2 separate regions of the Homo sapiens genome follow, and region 2 is linked to region 1. A link is an interaction called in ENCODE POLR2A ChIA-PET data of the cell type or tissue named here. Cell type or tissue: OCI-LY7. All regions are shown on one strand. Links, peaks and the distances in the headings refer to the core of each region. The heading gives the core; the rest is flanking DNA. Region 1 holds the start of LOC102725168 (a long non-coding RNA gene). Region 2 has its middle 14 kb from the start of CMTR2.

Region 1 (4,399 bases), core at 148-4,147:
AACTCCAAGCCCTATCATTATTTCTTCCTAACATCTCACTAAGAGATATTCTACAAAATAGCTGATCGGCACTCCTTAAAACTGTCAAGGTCATCAAAGACAAGGAAAGTCCGAGAAACGGTCACAGCCAAGAAGACCCTAAGGAGACGTGAGGACTAATGAACTATGGTATCCTGGATGAGATCCTAGAATGAAAAAGGAACACTAGGTAAAAACTAAGGACATCTGGATAATGCAGCTCCCCAGCATACATTCTCTCTCACTGCCAAGAGCCAATAAAGGCAACTTCGCTCAATTACAGGTATAATCCCATTGCTCTTTGGCTGTAGGGCATTGACAACCTTCTGGTGTTCCAAATATTTAACTGTTTATTGTCTGTCTAACCCAGCACTGCATTCCCCAAGCCTGGATCACCATAAATATATAATAAATAATAAGTCAATCTGTCAATAATTAATCAGTGTTATTAAGGATCCTGAGGCAAGTATGATGAAATAGAAGTGTTTTAGGACTGTACCTCAGGTAAGCTAAGCCAGTCAATCCAACTTATGGCAGGTGAATGTTTATTTCCTGAAATTTTAAAGGAAAATGAGTGTTTTGAGTCATAGAAGGGTTTTATCTATCTTTCTTTTCTTAGTGAAGTTCCACAAGTACAGTTCTGGCCTTGGCAAAATGGGAAAAGGTGAGGTCTACACTGTAGCCAGGAGAACCTGGCTGGATGCAGGGGTGGGAGTGGACAGAAAAGAATGATCCAGGGACCTACTGTCACGGTGATGTCATAGTAACCATTACTGTGATCTCTTTACCAAGTGCCAGGCACTCTTCACGTGCATTGTCTCGGGCAACCTGTAAACAGCCCAAGAGTTAGATAAAATTGCTGCCTCATTCTACTGAGAAAAAGTGAGTCTCCAAAAGATGTTTGCCTAAGATCATGTAGCTAACAGGTGGCAGAGTCTGGATCTGAACCTAGATCTGTCAGATGGTAAAGCTTGACTATCCTGCTACAGCAACCAGAGCCCAAGAAACCCACCTACGATGGGGCGGGGGTGGAGTAACAGGTCAGTGCTCAGGAGGCACAGTGCTGGGAACACCTAGGTGCTAGGTTTTTGAGCTCACACTTTTCTAAACTCCTGTGCAGCTGATGATTAAATGTGAGTTCTCAGAGTTCCCTGAAGAACTTCCTGGCTCTATAGCCTTTAGTTACAGTGACAATTTATTCATATATTCATTCAATCAATGTTTATTCATGGAGTACCTAGGATGTGCCAGCACTGAGACAGGGTACAAGGCCCTCTACCAAATTATTTACAACTGGAAAATATTCCCCATAGGTTTGGTTTACCATGGTTCAGCCTGGAGATCCAGGAGTGAACAAGATGATGATAAGATTCCCTTCCAGCTTTGGGTCTAATGATCCTGGGTGCTCCTGAAACTGCTCAGGTGGTCAGTGAGTGCCCCCCTGGTAATTTCTGCCCAGAATGATTGACAGGAGAGACAACAAGTTCCTGGCCTGCGTTTCACCCCAGTGGCCGATGCATCTGAAATGCCTGCAGTTCTCAGCTCTTGAACAGAACTGAGGAGTCTTGAAAGAGGCCATGGCATGCCCTGTGGGGTCTCCAGGCAGCTTTGATAGGCCCAGTTGGCATTTGCTATAAAAACTTATTAAATCCAGGCCTTTCTTCTGCAACTGAGACTCCAGAACAGCTGCCCCTGACAAACAATAAAGAAGAGCTATCGAAGTCACATCATGGGCTGGAACCAGAAAAGAAAATAATAATAAAAAAAATAAAAAATAAAAAACTCTTGTCTGGTCCTCGCAGAATAATGACTTCATCTGATGCTGCTTTTCCACAGGGGCCACTGCAGGGGCCATCCTGGAGGGAGTCACAATGCAGGAGGACAGTGGCAAGTTCAAGAGCTACTGCAGCCGGGGAACAGCAGGACAGCAGCACGTTCAAGGGCTCTTGCAGCAGGGCATAGCAGGGAAAGGCCTCCCTGGGTCTAACCAATTTACTCCTATTGATTTTCAGATCAGAGGGGTTCAGCTCACAAATCAAAAGATGGTTTTCCCTCCCTGCTGCTAAATCTGCAGCCTCTCCCAGACACCTCACAAATTCTGCTTTGATCTTGATTAGCCTGGATGCTTCTAGGTTGGAAACTGTATGGAGGAGGCAGAGATCTAAAGGTAATCTGGGCTGCACCAGTCAGCCTGGCATGGACTGGTGCATGTACGTGTGCTCACAGGTCCTGGGCGATGAGGCCGGGCAGCCCAGTGGTGAGAGGTCTGGGAGCTGGGTCCTGATGTGGGCATCATCACCCACTTGTTTATAACCTTTCACACTTAAACTCCCTAGGCTCTTTTTCTCAATTGTCAAATGGAAATAAGAGCCATTCCAGCCTTATGGCTAAGGAACTGGAGCTTCAGAATCAAACAGAACTGGGTTCAACTCCCACCTATGTCCTGTGTTACCTCAGGCAAGTCACATCACCTCTCTGAGCCTCCATTCCTTCATCTGAAAAATAAGCTTCCAGCAATTCTGGACTCTCAGAGTCATTGTGAGAATGACTCAAGATGATGCACATAGAAGTATTTAACACTTGAATGGCTTCTAGCAAGATCAGGAAACACCACCTATTACTACTAAATGGGGCTTTGGTAAGAATAAAACAGAATCATGTGTGTAAAGTGCTTTGAAAAGTACAAAGGACTGAAAAGACTCTGAAGGCTTCTGGAAATCAGTCTACCACATTTTGGAGCTGGGGTTAGGAAAGACCCTTGGAAGAGGATCCAAAGAAAGACACTCCAGAGCAAGATATATAGGAGGCCCAAGGACAACCTGCAGTGCAGGGCAGGCCACTTTCTGGGGCTCCAGGTGTTTTCTATATGATTGTGATCTTGATGCTCCCCACCTCACCCCACTGTCAGCCCCAAAAATTCCCATTGTATACAATTCCTTTTACAGGTGAGAGTCATGCTGGTAACACCGCCTGTCATCAGAGCCTTCCAGCTCTGGCAAGGACTGCTTCTTGCTATGCCAACAACCATTCTCACCTTCCTCCTTTATAAAACGATGCCAGTTGTATTTAAGCGGCAATATTTCCCAGATTCTGTTGAATCTAGGTATGGCCAGGTGACTATGTTGTGGCCAACAAGATGTAACTAGAAGTGTTTATGGAGCTTTTGCAAAAACTCTTTGAAAAGAAAGTTATTTCTCCCCCTTTTCCCCCTTTATGACCAGACCTACAGCGTGGCATGGATATCCACTGGCTGGCACACCAGAAGCCATGTTAGACTAAGAGGTGACTCAGGATGGCCATGCACTGGAGGTAGCAAAGCAGAGAGAAAGGAGTCTGCCTGATGACAGCCTACAGCCTCCATTACCAGGCCTGGGCCAATCACCTCTGGACTTTTTCTACATGAGAGAATAAACCATTATATGTTTAAATCTGTATTGTTTCCAGCTTTTATATGGCAGGAAGAAGTCTTACTAACTTCAACTGTTTAAAATTCTGTTCAGAGGCCTAGTGCCTAGTAGGTTATTCCCAGCCTGAGCCCTGAGCTGAGACTCATTACTAATGGCTTTCAAATCAGTGGGAAGCAAGTTTGGAAATGTGTTCATCATCGTTACTGGTAAATATTGATTAAGATTCCACCCACGCCTTGGAGGCAGGAGGTGGTGTTAGCTTCTCTGCTAAGGTTTTATAACACAGAAATCTTCAAGTAGAGAAGTACTCTCTGCTATCCCAATTGGAAGAACCAAGGAGAATTTCATGGAGGGTTTTATTTTGGGGGCTAGGTCTTAAACAATAATTAGAATTTCCATCAGCATGGGAACACTTCCAAACTTGTTATAAGGCCAGCGTCATCTGATATCAAAGCCATAGGCTTTGCAAATATATGCAACATATGCAAATCAACCAGTGTGATATACAACATTAACAAATGAGATAAAACCCCATGATTATTGATGCAGAAAGAGCTTGTGACAAAATTCAACACGTAATTTATAATAGACATTGTCACTAAATTAGATACAGAAGGAACTTATCTCAGCACAATATATATTCATATATGAACAACCCATAGCTAACATCATATGGTGAAAGACTGAGAGCTTTTCCCCTAAGATCTGGAACATGACAAGGATGCTACTTTCACCACTTCCATTCAATGTAGTTCTGGACATGATAGGCAGAGCAATTAGGCAAGAAAAAAAAAGTCATCCAAATCAAAAGGAAGAAGTAAAACTATCCCTGTTTGCATACTTCATGATCTTATATATAGAAAACCCTAAAAGACTTCATAAAAATTGTTAGAACTAATTAATCAAAGTTTCAGGATATAAAAAATCATTAGAAACAAATTCAGCAAAGTTACAGGATATAAAATCAACATACA
Region 2 (4,399 bases), core at 221-4,220, 52 kb before region 1:
TCTACCCAATCTTTGACCAACCTCTGAACTACAAATACACAGAGAAGACTATGAGGCTGCCAGCAAATGACAACAGCTGGAAAGGCTGAAAAAACTAAGCAGAACTTTCAGGGGCTGCCCAAAACATGTGAGTAGTCTGGAATTTGAGCCAGCCAAGTTAACTGCCCATCAGAACAAAAATCCACACTCTTCAGAGTAATACAAGAGATTCAGAAATTATCACAACATATCACCCACAATGTCTGGTGGCCAAAACAATTACTAGACATATGACGGTACATTGTAATCCACAGTTAAGAGAAAAACCAGTCAATAAAATCTGACCCTAAGAGGACCCAATTGCTAGAATTAGTAGAAAACAAGTTTAAAGTCACTATTATAAGTAGGTTAAAAGACTTAAAGAAAAATATGATCATATGATATGAACATATGGAGGATATCAGCAGAAAAATAGAAACTATAAAAGAGAATCAAATGGGAATCACAGAACTGAAAACTAAAACACCTGAGATGAAAAATTTTCTAGATGGAATTAACAGATTGAAGATGGCAGAAAAAAGAATCAGTAAATCAAGGCTAGTAATGTCATGGAGAAACTTGGCAGACAACATCTTAACCAAGTGATCAAAGTTAACATTACTAACATTGGGAAAAAACCAACATCCTGTGCCTCCTGACATGATGCACTGAAAAGGAAATACTATCAGTTTTATGGGGTTTTGCCAAAAATCTATAACTTGAATCAAAATACGAGGAAACATAAAGCAAATGCAAATTGAGGGCCAATATATAAAATAACTGACCTAAACACTTTGAAAATTCCAAGGCCAAGAAGACAAAGATTGGCTGAGAAATTCTTCCAGATTCAAATAGACTAAACAGACATAAAAACCAATACAATGAATGACCATGGATCAGATCTGGACTAGGGACAGAGGGGCAGAGGAGCTATAAAGAACATTAATTAGACACTTATTGAAATTTGAATATGGACTATGGATTAGATAATAGTACTACATCAATGTTAAATAGTCTGACTTTGATCATTACACTGTGGTTATATAAGAGAATATCCTTGTTTTTAGAAAATGTATACCTAGGTATTTAAGGGGGCAAAATGTCTCCAAGTTACTCTCGAATGGTTCAGATAATAAAATTATATGCACCCACAGAATGATAAATCAAATAGGGAAAAATGTAAACAACTGATGAATCTTGATAGAGGAGACGTGGGAGTTCCTTGTACTATTCTTGCAATTCTTCTGTTCATTTTGAAATTATACTGAACTAAATAAGGTGCCAAACATTACTATACCCTATTGGAAGTCTGACACATGACTACTTGGAGTGTAGATTAGTATACTACTGTGGAAAACTGTTGGTAGTATCTACTAGCCACTTGATAATTTAGCAATTCCACTTCTGGGTATATACCTGTCATGGTCTAAATTGTGTCTGCCAAAAATTTGTATGTTGAAGTGCTAACCCCAGTACCACAGAATGTGACCTTATTTGGAAATAGAGTTGTTGCAAATGTAGATAGCTGGTGTCCTTATGAAAAGGGGGAATTTGAACCCAGAAGCACTTACATAGGGAAAATTCCCTGTGAAAACTGGAGTTACGCTACTGCAAGTCAAAGCTGTCCCAGAAGCTAGGAGAGAAGCCTGGAACAGATCCTTCCCTAGTGCCTTCAGAGTGAGGACAGGCCTGGCTAACATCTTCATCCTGGAGTTCTGGCCACCAAAAATGTGAGATAATAAATTTCTGTTGTTTAAGTCACTTAGTTTGTGGTACTTTGTTATAGCAGCCCCAGATAATTAATCCAATATCCAACAGAAATGCATTCATATGAGCATCAAATGGTATATAGAAGAATGTTTATAGCAGCCCAAACTGAAAATATCCCAAGTATCAAGCAATAGTAGAATAAATAAGTTATATATTTATATAATGGAATCCTATACATGAAACAACATAAATTAATCTCACAAACATAATGAGTGAAAGAAGCCAGACATAGACGAGGTAAAAGAAAAGAGAAGGTTCAGATACTGGTGAGGGAGAGAACCAGGGAAGACATAGCTTTAAAAGCACTATAAAGGTGGCTACACACAGAGGGCATATTTTAAAATCTTTTAAAGTAACACTAAAGGAGAAAGCCCTGAAAATACTGTGCTAGGAAAGCTATCTATTTTGGTCCACTTCCACTATCACACAGGAACCTAAAACTTCCTAAAAGTTCAGGAAAATGCATCTCATTTAAACAAGAGCCATAGAAAATGATTGTAATTAAACATATATATATAGTGATATTGCAAGGAAAAGGCAGAAAATGATATGAGAAACATACCCCAAAGGAAGCACACTAAGAAAAGTCACAAGATGTGAACCCGGGAGGCGGAGCTTGCAGTGAGCCGAGATCGCGCCACCACACTCCAGCCTGGGTGACAGCGCGAGACCCCATCTCAAAAAAAAAAAAAAAAAGTCACAAGATGGATTTAAGTGCTATTAAAGAAGAAAACAGAAGCTCTAAAAGAACAACATAAATTAAAATAGAAAAATACAGTTTACATGATTAGTCAGCAGGAAGATAAAAAAAAATAGAGCTCAGTAATGTTAAATCAAGTTTAGCCTGAAGCTGCCACCTTACATATTTTAAGTTCAGCCTAAAGGTTTCTCTGTACATCATGAACTATAACAAGTGGAGGTATAAACAGATCAGAGCTTACGCTTGTGCCAGTCACCGAGTTTTGGCCAATCAAATGTAGCCAACTGTTTGAACCCTGTTCAAATAAGGCAAATGCCAATCTGTAACCAATCCAGCTGTTTCTGTACCTCACTTCTGTTTTCTGTATATCACTTTCCTTTTTCTATCTATAAATCTTCTTCCACCACATGGCTGCACTGGAGTCTCTAAGCCTACTCTGGCTCAGGAGGCTGCCCAATTCACAAATTGTCTATTGCTGAATTAAATGCCTTTAAATTTAATTCAGCTGAAGTTTTTCTTTCATCAGTAAGGAAATAAGAAGAAACCAATTACTTCACATATGAATGTTAAACATAAGAGCTAACATACATAATGGAAAACAGTAACAGAAATAGAAAAAGGAAATTAAAAATCAAACAAAAATAAAAAGATAAAAAATAATTTAAGAGAAAGTAATAGATACAGAAGACAGGTGCTAATATACAACATACATTAACAGCAGTCCCTAAACAAGGCAATCAAAGAAATAATGTAATTAAAACAATTAATTATATTAACAGAATTAAAGAGAATATGTTCATATCCACTGATTTAAAAAATGGAAACATTTAAACAAACATTTATGTTTTTTAAAAACTCCAAAAACTAGGAAAACCTCCTTAATAAAAATAGTAAACTAAAAAATCAGCACCTAATGGGAAAACACTAGAGTAACAGTTCTAAAAGTGTGGCCCATGGACCTTTTCAAGAGTCTGTGAGATCAAAAACTATTTTCATGGTAAAACTGAGACAGGAGATCAGCAGGACTTGTGTTCCCAGCACCCAACTCAGCAAAGAAACCAGCGAAAACCAAGATGGTGACTACAGCAACCTCTAGTTGCTCTCATTGCTCATTATATGCTAATTATAATTAATTTGCATGCTAAAAGACACTCCTACCAGTGGCTTGACAGATTACAAATGCCATGGCAACCCCTAGAAGTTACCTTATGTGGTTTAAAAGGGGAGGAATCCTTGGTTCCAGGAACTCCCCAGCTCTTTTCCAGAAAAGTCATGAATAAACTGCCCCTTACGTAGCATATAGTCAAGGAATAGCCATATATACTGCTAGCCAGCAATCCACAGGGCTGCTGCTGCTGTCTGTTGTTCGAATAAACTTGCTTTGGCTTTGCTCTGTTGGTTCACGCATGAATTATTTCCTGTGTGAAGCCAAGAACCCTCCTGGGCTGAGCCCCAATTTTGGGGTTTGCCTGCATTGAAACTAAGACATTATGCATCTTTTCACAATGTCAGTAGTTGCACTGATGGTGCAAAGCAGTGGTGAGCAAAACTGCTGTTGCCTTAGCACAAATCAAGGCAGGGCACCAAACTATACTAGTAGGCATTGTATTCTTCATCATACATGCTCATAATGGGGGTCAGAGGGAGCCATTTTTACTTAAGAATGTCCTTGATGAAGTAGCAAAAAATATTAATTGTATTAAGTCTTGCTCTTAAGAGTACATGACTTTAATAATATTGAAGAAATGGAAAGTTGTGTACACATAAAGCTCTTGCTGCACCCCAAAGTAGAACGAGTGCCTCCAGGAAAACCATTTGTGTAACTGAGTTGCAAAGTCAAATGGTGCATTTTTCATGAAATACCATTTTTACTGGAAAGAAAAACTGGCAAACGATAGTTAGACGAGTATT

Evidence for each region. Peaks named below come from ENCODE experiments on the same cell type or tissue, not always from the same donor. Only the 100,000 strongest peaks of a DNase experiment are listed, where the experiment ranks them.
Region 2: POLR2A ChIA-PET joins it to region 1 with 10 read pairs; 6 of 35 experiments call an interaction of 5 or more read pairs at or near these places.

Annotation. Positions count from the first base shown.
Region 1 is chr16:71,325,330-71,329,728 of GRCh38, forward strand. It overlaps LOC102725168 (a long non-coding RNA gene), which reads left to right and starts at 807. Exons shown (of 3, transcript XR_933711.3): 1 at 807-900; 2 at 1,855-2,963; 3 at 3,240-3,446. In OCI-LY7, for the core only: no CTCF peak of the experiment used is centred there; no DNase peak of the experiment used is centred there.
Region 2 is chr16:71,273,263-71,277,661 of GRCh38, forward strand. No RefSeq gene overlaps it. Among named protein-coding and RNA genes, the nearest start is that of CMTR2, 14 kb to the right of the region's middle. In OCI-LY7, for the core only: no CTCF peak of the experiment used is centred there; no DNase peak of the experiment used is centred there.